2 separate regions of the Homo sapiens genome follow, and region 1 is linked to region 2. Evidence: read pairs that join two places in POLR2A ChIA-PET (ENCODE). Cell type or tissue: HCT116. All regions are shown on one strand. Each heading gives the region's core, and the rest is flanking DNA. Links, peaks and the distances in the headings are about the cores only.

The links. Peaks named below come from ENCODE experiments on the same cell type or tissue, not always from the same donor. Only the 100,000 strongest peaks of a DNase experiment are listed, where the experiment ranks them.
Region 1: POLR2A ChIA-PET joins it to region 2 with 7 read pairs; 2 of 35 experiments call an interaction of 5 or more read pairs at or near these places.

What each region holds. Positions count from the first base shown.
Region 1 is chr17:67,021,037-67,026,036 of GRCh38, forward strand. CACNG4 (calcium voltage-gated channel auxiliary subunit gamma 4) reads left to right here. Exons shown (of 4, transcript NM_014405.4): 3 at 3,824-3,964. Among named protein-coding and RNA genes, the nearest start is that of CACNG1, 21 kb to the right of the region's middle. In HCT116, for the core only: no CTCF peak of the experiment used is centred there; no DNase peak of the experiment used is centred there.
Region 2 is chr17:66,947,214-66,957,744 of GRCh38, forward strand. No RefSeq gene overlaps it. Among named protein-coding and RNA genes, the nearest start is that of CACNG4, 12 kb to the right of the region's middle. In HCT116, for the core only: a CTCF peak has its summit at 5,653; DNase peaks (open chromatin) are centred at 4,988 and 5,685; H3K4me3 peaks cover 1,884 bases; H3K27ac peaks cover 3,003 bases.

The sequences.
Region 1 (5,000 bases), core at 1-5,000, 71 kb after region 2:
AAAAATAAAAATAAATTAGCCAGAAGTGATGGCACATGCCTCCAGTCCCAGCTATTCAGGAGGCTAAGGTGGGCGGATCATTTGAGCCGAGGAAGTTGAGGCTGCAGTGAGCCACGATCGTGCCACTGCACTCCAGCCTGCATGACAGAGCAAGACCCCATCTTAAAAAAAAAAAAAAAGTTATTGTGGGCCTGCTATGTACCAGGCACTGTATTAGACATGTGGAGTACAGCAGCAAAGAAAACAGGGCTCTGCCTCCGGGTGGAGAATGGGTGTTTTGGAGAAGGCAGCAGAAGCTTCCATGGTGGGGCTGCCTGCAGGATGCCTGTTTCAGGCCAGCTCATCTGCGTGGGCGTGGAGCACCAACCCTGGTAGATCCAAGGCTGCGCTGCTCCCACCCAGTCTTTGACAATTCAAGAAGGAACTCCGCCCCGAGCCATGCTTTCTGAAGCCTTCCACAGAAGCTGGGCTTGTGTTGTTTGTTGCAGAGCCCCCTGAAGGCCTCTGAGCTCTTACGATGTCACTGCTGATTTGCAGGTTCACAGCCCAAGATTTGAGGGGGTCACCACCCCACATCCTGCCTACCTTCTCTTCCACAGGCTCTGCTGGTCCCAGGGCTTCCTGCCCACCTTGCCCTGGGCCTGGTGCCCCTCTCCAAGTCTGCATTTCCAGTTAGGTGGATAACTTCTGTGCCAGGCCGCAGGGGGCTGGTGTCAGGGCTGCTGGGAGTCCACAGTGTGCCCGGGGGTGAGTTAGAAGGAAGTGTCTTGTCTCCTGGCAGATGCAGATCCTCTGCCAGGGCTTGATATGGCCAGCAGGGCACGGGCTGGACTTCAGCCTCACTCATCCCTCCACCCCTTAGCCACCTGCGCTGTGCCCGACCTGCACCACTGTCCGTGGCAATCCCAGCTGGCATCTGCACATCCACAGCTCAGGAATGAGTCTGTGTGGCAAGGCATAGGTGCTTGTGTGACTTATCTGGGCAGGATGGATGGCTCTGAGCCAAGCCTGGGCATCCAGTGATCTTAGAGCAACTGGGCTTTTTTTTTTTTTTTTTAAGACGGAGTCTCGCTCTGCTGCCTAGGCTGGAGTGCAGTGGCGCGATCTTGGCTCACTGTAACCTCTGCTCCCGGGTTCAGGCGATTCTTGTGCCTCAGCCTCCTGAATCGCTGGGATTACAGGCACTCGCCACTATACCCAGCTGATTTTTCTATTTTTAGTGGAGACTGGGTTTCACAATGTTGGCCAGGCTGGTCTCAAACTCCTGACCTCAAGTGATCCACTCACCTCGGGCTCCCAAAGTGCTGGATGGACTTCCTTCTTTCGGATTCCTCTGACCTGTCTGCAGAACGAGGGCATTGAGGGGATGACTGACCTCAACTTTTCTGGCCAGCACAGCTCAGAGGCACATTTCAGAAACACAGGAAACTTCATCCCAGAGCCCGCTGCTGCCAGAAGGCAGAGAGGAATCGGAGAGGAGGAGGCACCGGAGAGAAGAACTGCATTTAATGCCCCCAGACAATCTCCTCTCTGTGAAGCAGGGACACACACTGATGCGTTCACAAAAAAGGAGACAAACCCTGCCTTCAGAGGAGAGGCTGACAGCCCTGAAACCCGCTCAGCTGGCTGGGGAGGGTGGCGCCTGCCAGTGCGGCCCGACTCACTGTCCCCTGCGGGGGCCACCAAGGGTCCATGCAGCCGAGATTTCTACGGGGCTGGGAGACAGCAGGTGCTTGGGAAAGGCCGAGCTCTGGGCTTTCCTTTCCCAAGCCTTGCTTCCCTCCCTCTCGCCTTCCTCCCAGCCCAGATGCTAAGGGAGGGGCACCCTAAGCCCCTACTGGGTGCTTGACATTTTCTCACAGTAACCCTCCAATGGGGCATGTTCATCTCCCAAGGCCATTGTAACAAATGATCAAAACTGCGTGACCTGCAACAGAAATTCACTGTCATGGTGTGGAAGCCAGAAGCCCGAAGTCAAGGTGTTGGGGGACCCTGCTTTCTCTGAAGGCTCTAGGAGAGGACCATTCCTCTCCCAGCTTTGGAGGTGGTTGGCACTCCTTGGCCCATGGCAGCAGCATTGGGTCTCTGCCTCCGTCTTCACAGCCCCTTCTCCCCTGTGTCTTCTCCTAAGGTTCTTATAAGGATGCTCGTCGTTGGATCTAGGGCCCACCGGATTCATCCTGGATGATCTCAGCTTGAGATTCTTAACTGAGTCACATCTGCAAGACCTCTTCTTTTTTTTTTTTTTTTTTTTTTTGAGACAGAGTCTCGCTCTGTCACCCAGGCTGGAGTGCAGTGGCGCGATCTTGGCTCACTGCAAGCTCCGCCTCCCGGGTTCACGCCATTCTCCTGCCTCAGCCTCCCAAGTAGCTGGGACTACAGGCACTGGCTACAACGCCCGGCTAATTTTTTGTATTTTTCCTAGAGATAGGATTTCACCATGCTAGCCAGAATGGTCTCAATCTCCTGACCTCGTGATCCACCTGCCTCAGCCTCCCAAAGTGCTGGGATTACAGGCGTGAGCCACCGCGCCCAGCCCTTTTTTTTTTTTTAAGACAGAATGTCACTCTTGTCGCCCAGGCTGGAGTGCAATGGCGCAATCTCAGCTCACTGCAACCTCCACCTCTGGGGTTCGAGAGATTCTCCTGCCTCAGCTTCCCAAGTAGCTGGGATTACAGGAGCCCACCACCATGCCCGGCTAATTTTTTTTGTTTGTTTTTAGTAGATACGGGGTTTCACCATGTTGGCCAGGCTGGTCTCGAACTCCTGACCTCAGGTGATCTGCCTGCCTTGGCCTCCCAAAGTGCTGGGATTACAGGCATGAGCCACTGCGCCTGGCCAAGGCCCTTTTTCCAAATAAGATCAATTACAGGTCCTAAGGGTTAGGACACAGGTATATTCTAGGGAGGCTGCAATTCAACTCCCTACAGGTAGATGTTACTATTCCCAAGTTATAAAAGGGGACTGAGGTGGTCACCAAAGTCAGCTGTCCCCGGTCAGCTAATCAGTGGCAGAGCGAGGTTAGTCAGTGGCAGAGCCCTGGTGTCAGGGCTACAAAGTTGGTTCTGTGGACACTGTGGGTCACGAGCATCCCTCTCGGCCCAGCCACACCTCCCCTGCGACTTCAGGCCGGTTTTGAGGTCCCACATCCTTGTCTATCACCTAGGGGCTGATGATGATGATGATGATCAAGGTATAGAATGGCCAGGCCCAGTGCTATGCACCTTACATGTACAAAACCAAGCACATGTGTAGGACACTGGTGCTATGAGGAACCTCATTCCACAGATGGGAAGCTGAGTTTTGGAGAGGGAAAGTGACTTGGCCAAGGCTACACAGCCAGCATGCCACAGCAGGGCCCACGCCCAGACCCACCTAATGCCGATGCGTGTGCTCTCAACCACTGACCAGGGCCACCCTTTGTGGACACTGCTTCCCAGCCTTCCAGGGGCTTCACGGAGACTGCGTTCATGCAAGGGCTTAGGGGGCTGTGCAGTGCCACAAAAATGTGATGCGGTTTGTTGCTTTCATGGCTGTTACTCTGGTCTCCCTGGTGCCCACTCCCAGGGAGAGACTAAACAAGAGGTAGACAGATGTGACTCCAGGGTGAAGGGCAGGCCCGGAGCCCCCACTTGCATCTGATCCAATGGCCCTGAGCCTCCCCAGGCACTGGCCCACCTCGAGTCTCCAGGTCCTGATGGGAATCTCAAATCCTGGGGAAGGGCCTGGAGCTGCAAGGTTCCTGGGAGACATACGCAGCCATGCCCGGGAGGGCACCTGATCTCACTGCCCTCTGCTTTGTGCCCCCCACCTCCCCGGCCAGGCATCGTGCGAGCCTCCAGCGTCTTCCCCATCCTCAGCACCATCCTGCTCCTGCTGGGTGGCCTGTGCATCGGTGCTGGCAGGATCTACAGCCGCAAGAACAACATCGTCCTCAGTGCCGGCATCCTCTTCGTGGCTGCAGGTGAGCCGCCCGCCCGGGCTGGTGCTGGGCCGGGAGCTGGGGACACAGGAGTGCCTGTCTCGTGTGGTCCCCACTGCCAGGCAGTGTGCATCCTAGAGGGGAATGCAGACATAACATCGCCACATGCAACTGACTTGTAAAGTCCCAATGTTCAGGACTGGGGGTGGATGGAGAATGGGGAGCAGCTGCCAAACAGAGCTTCCTTTTGGGGTGACAGAAATGTTTTGGATGCTTGCACAACATTTTGAATGCGCCAAAAGCCACTGGATTGTGCCCTTCAAAAGGGTTACTTTTATCTTGCATGAATTTCACCTCAACCGGAAAATAAGTCCAGGTGTGCAAAGTGGTGGGTGGGGTTCAGCTGGCAGTTTTACAAGCCTGTGACAGGAGCCTGGCTGGGTCAGGCGGTCAGGGAGGTGCCCACGGGAATCATGCCAAAACTCGAAGGAGTTGGCCAGGTAAAGACAGGGCGAGGGCCCGGAATGGGCATGAGTGGCCGTCTTGCAGAGGAAGCAGAAGTCCAGGGTGCCCTGGGAAGAGTGAGCGGGGAAGCTCGGCAGAGCAGGCGGCCCCCGCCCATCCCGACTGCCCCAACCCTCCTGGCTACAAGAAGGCAGCAGCACCTCAGAGCCATGCCCGATGTCCCCGGAAAGTGCCATCGGGGAATAGCCACAGAGCTGTGGGTGACAGTGACATGCCACCTTGGCTGAAGATGGGCAGGCCTGGCGTGGTGCCGCACACGTGGGCCTCCCAGAGCACCCTTGTCCTGTCCTGCATTCCCTCGCCCTTTCTCCTGGAGAGGGTAGATGACTTCCGTTCACATCCTGGGACCCGCAGCCACTGCAGCCTTAGAGGGGCTGGCTCCAGCTCTGCAGCCGCCATTGGGGAGCCAAGGTGCCGGGCCCCGGTTCTACACCATTCCAGCATCTGTTTCCTTCCAGCGCAATAAATAGACGTGTGTGTGGAGTGCGTGCATCTGCGAGTGATCTGTGGGGCCTGTACATGTGTCAGGAGTGTGGTGTGTGTATGTGTTTGA
Region 2 (10,531 bases), core at 2,364-7,363:
AGCTCAGTCACAGGAGGAATGAACTTGGGCTCCTACTTGAAGACCACCTGCCTTGCTTGGCTACAAAGCCAAGAATGTGTGTGTTTGAAGGGGAGGGTCCCTTGGCTTGGGCTGAGGACAGGAGGTTTAGCTGAGTGTCTGGACTTGACTTCGACCTTCCAAAGCCCAGATTCTGGTCCTCTACTGATCTCCCACCTGCTCAGTCAGCCCAACTTGCCCAACCAGCTGTCATGCAGGTCCAGACATGAAGCCACAGCCATCCCGAGGGCTCAGCCGAGCCCCCAGGCAGCACCAAGAGACCTGACTTGTTGTTCCTGCTGCCCTCCACCACACCATGCGGCAGCCCAGGCCTCAGCCCACCAGGGAAGGGCTCTCTGCCCAGGGTGGCCCCCAGCTTGTGGTGGGGGGGTCAAGTGCCATGCAAAGCCAGCTGCAGCCTGGCAGGGCCCAATGCAGCCCCTGATTCCACAGGGATGGCGTTTTCAGCAAGCTCGTGAAATTAATTAAATTCTTCTCTTCATTCTGACTCTGTAATTTATCACAGCATATGTCCCTGCTTTTTTATATTAGAAAATAATGGAAATTATTCCTTAAATAATCAATTTTTACAGCTTACATTTAATTTATGAAAGAATGACAGGCCTAGCGCCCTGCCTGTGACCACAACTTCGTCCTCCATCTGCCTCTTTCCCTGGGTGTCCTTGCCCAGGAGCAAGAGAAAAGCACAAGGGAGGCGAGGGGAAGAGGGCCAGTCCGTGGGTCCTACCGATTTCTCTGCAGCAGGTCCAGCAATACCTAAGCAATCCAGACTTGGATGAGGAAGAGTGGAGGGGAAGGTCTGGGGGTGCTGCTCACCATGCTGTCCCCTGGGCAGGTTGCTCCCTCTCAGCCCAGGGCCCCACAAGCCTTTATTTTGATCCACATGGCTCTATTTTTGACACGCTCTGCTTCTGGCTGACTTCTGTGGTCAGGCTGATCAAAACCTGTCAGTTCTGCACTCAAAACCCTCCAGATGATCCCCTGTAGCTCTCAGGGTGAGATTCCAGCTGCCCAGTTCAGCTGTTGGGCCGGCCGGCTCTTGTTGCAGCCGCTGCATTTCCAGCCCCTCTGACCCTACCAGTGGCCCTACTGTCTGGGATGGCTTTCCCCAGGCCCTCTTTCACGGGACAACCCTTCAAGTCCATTCTTCAAAAGTCGGCTCTGGGAAGCCTTCCCCAAGCACAGCCCTCTGCCCCCACCACAGCCGCCCAGATCACCCCACACCTGCTTTCCACACCTCAGCTGCTGATTTGCCAACTGCCCTCTCTCGGCACTGAGGGCCTGGTGAGGGTGGGAACCACGTCTCATTTGACTTTGACCTCCCATAACCTGGTGCAGGACCTGGCACTTAGAGGATAAATCAGTGCCCCGGGGCCACCACAAATGACCACAAACGTTGTGGCTTACAACACACATCTAACAGGGGTAGAATCAGGAGTGCAAGTCTGGCTGGGCTAAAATCCAGCCTGGCAGGGATGTGTTCCTTCCTGGGGGCTCTCAGGAAACTCTGTTTCCTTGCTCTTTCCAGCTTTTAGAGGCTGCCTGCATGCCACAGTTCATGGCATCTTCCATCTTCAGAGCCAGCCACGGTGGGGTGCGTGCTTCCCACATGGTATCACTCTGACCTCCTCTTCTGCCTCTTCCTTCCACTTTTAAAGGCCCCTTCCGATTCCATTTAGGCCAAACCAGGATAATCTTATTCCAAAGTCAGCTGATTTGCTACCTTCATTCCCCCTGCAACCTCAATTCCCCTTTATCACTCAACATAACATATCCACAGGTTCCAGGGATAAGGAAGGGGGAAGCCTTGGGGGGCCATTATTCTGTCCACCACAGTAAGAATTCAATCCTTCATGTTGAGCAAAGATGAATGAATGAGATGAACCTACAAACTTCATGGACCACCAATTCTTTGCACCTTTTTGCCTCTATCGTAAGTGGTTACTGAACTGCCTAAAAGTGCTTCTTTGGAATCACACACTGGAAATCATCTGTTCAGAGAAAACCCGCCGAGGCTGGGCTGCCTCCTCACCGTGACCACCGCACTTCACGAAAAATCTATCCAGGCCGTGGTGTCTGCACACGACCCACCCTGGCCCAGACCCAGGGTCCTGTGTCTGCCCTTCTCCCCCATAAGTGGGTTGCCTTTCTTCACGAACCCCAAACATGCAATGGAGAATCACCCCTGCGAGTTCACTCCCCACTCTGGTACCTTCAGTGAACTCTCCTGGCACAAGTGGGTGGATGCCACTCTAGAAAACCATATATAGGTAAAAATCTGAATTTGCAAGGAGGGTCTGTTAGAAGTCGATTACTCATTACAGAAGGATACACCACGCGGTCTCTCTAAAGTGCAGGCTTCCAGGAGCACTTCAACACAGGAGCTGGTGTACGACTTTGAGAGTGACAAGAGGCATTGTCTGGCAGGCGTCACATACTCCACCACCCACAGGAGCCAGCCAGGAAGACAACGGAAATGATGAATCAAGCCCAGTAAGAGAGTCCATTGCCAGATCGAGGCAAGCATGCACAACGTCATTTTATGCTGGTAACGTGACACGGTTCACAATATTGTCCCATAATTCTATTTGGACAGCTCCTTCTCTTAAGCCTAGATCAGAGTTAGCTAGCATCCCCCTCCTCCCCTCCTCTTTCTGTGTTTTTATTCTGGGGGAGAACTAGAGCTGGTTGCTACAGCAACCAATTTATTTCTGCAAGTGCATTTTAACTTCCCTCAGATGTTCTATTTGATGGGAACTTTTCCCTTCTTGGGGTCTGACTTTTGCAGCATGCTTTCACTAAGCCTGCAAACCCTTCCTTTTCTGCTGCCTTAGGGTTAATACACACATTTACTTAACACAGGGGGGAAAAAAAAACACAAAACACCCAACTTTAAAAACAAGGCATTTGGAAGAGAGAGAAAAACAAAGTAATTACATTTCCAACTCTGCTGTCATATCAAACTTGTAGGATCTCGGGAGCTGCGGCGTTTACCATACAAGTGTTGGTTCTTCTTTACTCCTCTCCTCACCATATAGCTCAGAAAATATATTCATTTACTTTTTCACTCAACGAATAATTTATTGAGCATTTCTGTATGCCAGGCCCTATGCGTTAGGTGGTGGAGTTTCAGAATTGAACAAAACAGACCTGGGTCCCTCCTGGAGTTTGCCAGGTATGAGAAAGACAGGCTGACATGCAAAGACACACTGACATGCAAATCCTGATGTTGATTATGGGGGTGAGAGCTATGAAGAGAGGAGCACGCCATCCAGACTACTGGTCTGGAACAGCCTCTCTGAGAAGGTGATGTTTCAGCTGAGATTGAACTTGAGACTGAACTTGAACTTGAAACCAAGAATTGAGACCTGAGAGAAAGAAGAACTCTCTCTGAGCTGGAAAGGAGCTTGGTAGATTGGAGGGAGGGACAGTGGCCAGTGTGGCAGCCTCTCAGGGAAAAGGGAACCTGAGCTCAAGGTGCAGTTGCAGGTAAGGACCAGATCACATAGGACAGGCCAGGTGTGGGCATTCATATTGACCCTCAGTGCACGGGAAGACTCTCTGACATGGTTTTCAGCAGACAAGTGAAGTAATTGACATTTGCACAGATCCTCTGGCTGCCAAGGAGAGAACGCATTGAGGGAATGTAGGTGGCAATTGTGAAGGAGAAGGACAGTGTCGCTGGAGGAGGGTTTTCCAGGCATCCAGAGGAGAGAAGCAGGTGGCCTGGCCAGGAGGCGGCAGCAAGACAGGGAACAGTGGACAGGGTAGAAATGCATCTTGGACATAACACTGGCAGGATCTGGTGATGAGTTGCCTGTGGTCTGTGGCCTGAGCCACAGGCCAATGGTGGTGCTGTACTGAGATGGAGAAGCTGGAGAAGGAGTAGGTTTGGAAGGAGGAAATAGACTCCATGGCACCTGCCTCCTGCTCAGAAGCCTTGTCATGCAATTCCTCTTTATGCAATTCCCCTTTTGAGTCTGTCTCCCTCTCTGAATGGGAGGTTCCATGAAGGCTGGGGTCACACCTACACAGTTCACTGCTGTATTTTTTTTTTTTTTTTTTTTGAAACAGGGCCTTGCTCCATCACCCAGGCTGGAGTGCAGTGGTGCAATCTCAGCTTACTGCAGCCTGGAACTCCTGGGCTCAAGCCATCCTTTCACCTCGGCCACCCAAAGTGCTGGGACTACAGGCATGAGCCACAGTGCCCAGCCCACAGCTCCATTCTGAGTAGTGCTCACAGTGCCTGGCACCGGAAGGCCCTCGGATAGCCACTGTATTCATTTCCTAGGGTTGCAGTAACTAATTACCGGATGGCTTAAAAAAAAAAAAAGAAACATATTTTCTCACAGTTCTGGAAGTCAGAAGGCTGAAATCCAGGTGCAGATAGGGTTGGTTCCTTGAGGAAGCTCTAGGAAAAACCTGTTCCGCGACTCTCCCTCAGTTTGGGGGCTGTTGGTAGTCTGCGGTGCTCCTGGGCTTGCTGGCACCTTGCTCCAATCTCTGCTTTCTCCTCTGTGTGTCTTTTCCCCTTCTCTCCTAAGGACACTTGTCATTGGACCTAGGGCCTACCCTAATTGAGGATGATCTCATCTCAAGATCTTTAACTTGGTTACAGCTGCAAAAACGCTTTTTCCAAATAAGGCCACATTTGCAGGCTCTGGGCATTAGGACTCAGGCATACTTTTTGGGTGGTCACAATTCAACCCACTTCATCCACCAACTGAGAAAATGAATGAGTGAGTACCCGGCGATTTCTGGTTGATTGGAGAACCAAGTGTAACTCAAACGCTGGGTCAGAGAACAAAGCCCTGGCTTTTCAACCAGCCTTCTGTGGTAGCTGTTTGTATTCACCGCCAGTTTCTCTAAGTTGGTCATTTAGGGATGCGTCCATAACACAGCATGTCAGGTAGGTGACTCACAGTGAATAAACTGAAGAGAAGCTGAGTCATAGTTAAAAGCGGACTTAACATTCCAAAGGTGAACAGCAATCCAGCCTCGAGGCTGAAGCCATTCTTATGCCTCTGCCAGCCAAGGCAGAGACAGATAAATAAATACCATCACTGAGCCAGGCGGCACAGCGCGACCTCCAGGCCCGCACCCCTCTCAGGCATCCTGCCTGGCCGGTCTACCTCCTTCCAGAAGCAATGAATATTTCCAGCATGGAGCAGGAGGCAGGTCAACAAATGCTGCTCTAAACATCTTGGTCAAGCTTGCTATGACCTCCCATCCTGCCATACACACCTTAGGTCACAGGCAGCCTCCTCTCCACACTGCCACCCTGCAATGAGGGCCACCCCCTCTGGAAACTACAGGGGGTCAAAAAGTGGGAGGTTTGTCTGTGTGCCCCACAATCCAGGCAGAGAGGTCCAGGGCAGAGGGGACCTTTGAGGGGTACATGGCACCCTTCGAAGGCCTCAGAACACGTCTGCCTTTACAAGCTGACCACAGCCACCAACACTTAGTCTTAGGAACCCGACTTCTCTCTACCTATGAAGGTTTTCTGCAAGGTTTTGTCTCCTAGAGACCCTGCCCCATCCCAGGCCCTGCCCGGCTGACCATCCCCCCCTCCAGTATGAAGAGTCTGCCTGTCCTGATCCAAGACAGGCAAGGACCAGACCCTGGAGGAAGGCAAGTGACATTGCAGGGGGACAAGCAGAAAAGTGTCTGAGGAGCCCAAAGGCCAGGCTCTCCTGGGACTGAGAGCAGCAGCTCCGGCTCCAGGAACACACAGGGATGCACATGGCAGGAACTGGGGCTGTCACGAGCAAGGCCAAGTGCTCTCCCTGGGTGCTGAGTTTCTTTGATCACCAGACCTGAGAAGGGCCCTTTTCCACAGGGGCCTTGGGACTCCTGACTGCTGCCTCAGCATGAAAGTGTCCTGTCTCCCCAGCTGAGCCCCTCTCTGGGAGGCAGGTCCCCATCCCCTGGGCCTTCCTGCTGGGGTGTGCTGCTCTCCCCACATTGTGTGGGCACCAGCACTATCCACTTAGCACCTCAACCCCCCGGGGCCTCTTCACTCGTCTCCCAGGGGCTCCCCTAAAAGCTACTTGCTCCTGAGCTCCAATTGTAATCAAGTCCCAAAGCAGCTGGGTTTAAAGACACAATTATGCATTATGGATAAAGGGCAGGTCACCCTCCCCCGCCAGCCAGCTGGGCATCTGTGCTTGCCCCACGGCTCCCATCAGAGGCTCCAGCAGGCCTGTCCCTCCCCTGGGCACACAGAGCAAGCCAAGGCGCCCCTTGGTGCCCGCAGTCCCAGGAGCCGAGCACGGGGCTCCTGGCTGCAGCCGCAGAAAGGCCCTCTTGCTGGGATCCCACTACAAATTGATGAACGCTAATGACCTGCTTCCTCCATCTGGTACCACAATCATGAAGATGCTCCCAAACGCTGGGAGTTGGGGGGTATTCTTTTTTTCTTTTCCTTTTTGCCTTTTTTTCAAATATTTATGAAGAGATTTTCCATTTATCCTGACACGTCTTCTCCACCGTGGGTGTCAGCTAGGAGGGCTCAGACAACAAACTCCAGAAGGTATTTTCCCCAAAGCAGCATCTGGCTCCGTTGGCAAGTACAGCGGGTGGTTTGCTGGGAATTGGCCGAGGAAGAGGGAGGAGGAGCCACAGGCTGGCAGCCTCCGGTCCTGGCTCTGTGATGCTCCCAGGGATGGGGCTGGAGCATCCCAAGAGAGCAGCCAGGATACAGGACCTCACAGGCACCCCCACCAGCCTCTCTCTCACTCTCACCCTTCAAGTCTTCTGGTCTGATGCCAAAGCTCCCCAGCTCCCCAGGTAAACCACCTGGGTGGTGACCAGTTCTCCACGGCAGCCTCTAAGAGTCTTCTTCAGCGACAATTCCCAGTGGGACAAGTTGGTAAAGGAGAGGGTGCTGGCTTGGCCCCTGCATCTCAAGCTCTCCCCTCCCAGGAAGCCTTCTAAAGGCAGAGCCAGAGGCCTCCCTCATTCTCCCTGATGGGCATTTCCCACCTTTGGGGACAGTGTGACCCACACCGGGGACAGAGAGAGTTGGCTGGGCAGCAGGGCTAGAGGTAGCAATAAGAACCTTATGGAATCTCCCAGGTCACACCAGCTTAACTGCTGTCTTCTGTACTCACTGTGGCAGAGCCAGCCAAATGGATCCAGGAACCCCCAGCCCCACATTCCTTGATAGTTACCAGAGTCTGAGCCAGGCTGTATCTGCCAAAGATGAATTCTGGTGAAAATCAAACACTTTCCAGGAGATCTTGGGTCCAAAGGCATCATGGCTTTGTGCCCTTGATCTTGCCTGGGCTGCCCATCAGCAACCACTGGGGAGCTTCAAAAAATATCAATGCCCAGCCCCACTCCAGCATGGTCAGAATACCTGAGAGTGGGGCATATATTTCTAAAATCTCCCAAGTCATTGCCAAGGGCATCCGGGGTTGAAAACTATTGAGCTATGGGAAGACTATGTCCCCTGGACACAGGCAGTCCTAGACTGGAGTCCTTGCTCTTTCACTTACTTGCTGTGACCTGGAATCAGTTACTTGCCTTCCCAAAGCCTCAGTTGCACCATCTCTAAAATGGGGATAACAACATTTTTCTTGTCCTAGGGTGCCCAGCACATGTAACTGTTTAACAAAGTCAAGCTGCTATTAATCATCTTCCATCACGAACCCATCTTCCAGGACAAGAGACTGCTGGTGTTGAGTATGCAGAGCAGCCCAGCAAGGCAGCCGGCCAGGCAGCTGCTTCCAGCCATGCACAGAACTGGGACCTTGGAACTGTTACCTCCCTTACCTGCAGAACAGCCTCAAGGTCTCACCTCTGGGTACCAAGGCTGCAAGAGGGCAATTCAGTCCTTACCTCTGGGTACCAAGGCTGCAAGAGGGCAATTGAGTCATGGGCCATACCACTCCCCAGGTGATGACACTCCCAACAGATACAGCACCAGTCAAAGAATATCTCTCTGAGGCCGGGTGCGGTGGCTCACACCTGTAATCCCAGCACTTTGGGAGGCTAAGGTGGGCAGATCACCTGAGGTCAGGAATTCGAGACCAGCCTGGCCAACACGGTGAAACCCTGTCTCTACTAAAAATTCAAAAATTAACCGGGCATGGTGGTGCATGCCTGTAATCCCAGCTACCTGGGATGCAGAGGCAGGAGAATCACTTGAACCTGGGAGGCGGAGGTTTAAGTAAGCTGAGATTGCGCCACTGCACTCCAGCCTGGGTGACAGAGTTAGACTCCGTCTCAAAAAAAAAAAAGAATATCTCTCCTTGAATTTTATTTTGTTTCATTTTATTTTAATTTATTTTATTTTTGAGATGGAGTCTCGCTCTGTCGCCCAGGCTGGAGTGCAGTGATGCAATCTCAGCTCACTGCAAGCTCCGCCTCCCGGGTTCACGCCATTCTCCTGCCTCAGCCTCCCAAGTAGCTGGAGCTACAGGCGCCTGCCACCACGCCCGGCTAATTTTTTGTATTTTTAGTAGAGACGGGGTTTCACTGTGTTACCCAGGATGGTCTCGATCTCCTGACCTTGTGATCCGCCCTCCTCGGCCTCCCGAAGTGCTGGGATTACAGGCGTGAGCCACCGCGCCCTTCCTCTCCTTGAATTTTTAAAGGATCTAGAGCATTTAAAGTATCTCCTCTAGGAAGCCAATGTGTCTCCCATCCTGTTTATCTGGAAATGGTCTGCTATCAGATTCAGCTGAGAGTAGAGCCAGATGCGAGTGTTTGAAAACTCACTCTGCTTGGCACCGCCCTGGGTGGGCCAGGGTGGCATGGGGAAGCCCTGAGGCCCACCACAGTCATGCAGGGAGCAAGTGCTTCTGGGCAGACACCCCAGTGATCCTGCAGACCACTTGAAGAGGCCCCCAAGGCCCCAGAAGCATTGCTCACTCATGAGTAAATTCGATTTCTTATTTTGTGTTATGTACATCTCCTGGTGACATCTGCTGATGCCAGACCATCTTGCCTGGGTCAGCAGGGCACCAATGTCTTCTTCAAATCTCATGGCAGCTCTACCAAAGCAGGTGCCACTCTGCCAATGGATTGCTGGGATGAGTGGGCCTGGAAGAGTTGAGTTGCTTGCCATAGCCCTTTTTGTATACCACACTTTGCCGCCACTTCCTGGACAAGAAAAGAATTTGAAGAGAGTTTTGGCAACTGACAGCAACGATTTCTTTTCTTTTTTTTTTTTTTGAGATGGAGTTTCACTCTTGTTGCCCATGCTGGAGTGCAATGGTGCGATCTCCGCTCACTGCAACCTCTACCTCCCAGGTTCAAGCGACTCTCCTGCCTCAGCCACCCAAGTAGCTGAGACTACAGGTGCCTGCCACCACGCTGGGCTATTTTTTTTGTATTTTTTTTTTTTTTTTTGAGACGGAGTCTCGCTCTGTCGCCCAGGCCGGACTGCGGACTGCAGTGGCGCAATCTCGGCTCACTGCAAGCTCCGCTTCCCGGGTTCACGCCATTCTCCTGCCTCAGCCTCCCGAGTAGCTGGGACTACAGGCGCCTGCCACCGCGCCCGGCTAATTTTTTCTAATTTTTTGTATTTTTAGTAGACAGGGTTTCAGCGTGTTGGAATTATTTTATAATAATTCGAGGCTGGTCTCGAACTCCTGACCTCAGGTGATCCACCCGCCTCGGCCTCCCAAAGTGTTGGGATTACAGGCGTGAGCCACCGTGCCCAACCAGCAAAAATTTCAATAATGTCTTCATCCCCAAGAAGACCCACATAGGTTCCAAGGAGACAATATGAACCAATAGGGAGGGCTCTGCTAAAAGGGGAAAAAAAACAACAACAGTATTTCTGGATTAGATAAATTAATGGGTCTGTATTACGAAGGGTGCTGGAGTCCAGTGACATCAGTGGTTGTTGGCAGTTGAGGATAAGCAGTAGCTTCAACTTAGTTGTCAGGGAGTATTAACGAGCAACATAATAAAAGTTATTGTTTATTTAGTAAGTATTTAAATCAAAATTATAAGCACAGGTTCTGTATACAGATCGCAGAGGTTTAAAATCAGGCAACGCTTGGCAAGCAATTTACCTTCTCCATGCCTTCGTTACCTTTTGGTAAAATGAGGTCGATAACAGTATCTATCTCAAAGTATTTTGGAAAAAATCAAATAAGTTAATGTATGGCCAAGCACGTCGAATAGAGCATGATACACACAAAGAGCTCAGTAACCATCAGCTATTAGCATTTTTGTGTGAATGTTTTCCCTGGGCTTACTGACTCTGCATGATAACCAACGCAATGAGGCCAGTGTTTGGTTTCCCGTCTTACTGGGGCCCAGAGAGGTTCAGCCACTAGTCCTAGGCCACACAGCTGCAAATGACAACGCAGAAGTGGAAACGCAGGTCAGCCTGAATCTGATGACCTTTCCTTTCTACCTCATCAAAAGGCTTTGGAGATAAAAGCAACGAAGACCCAGCAGCTCTTCTGTGACAAGCAGGAATCACGGACATAGGAGGCAGAGGGCAGGGAGTCAATTGATAGCCTCAATCCAG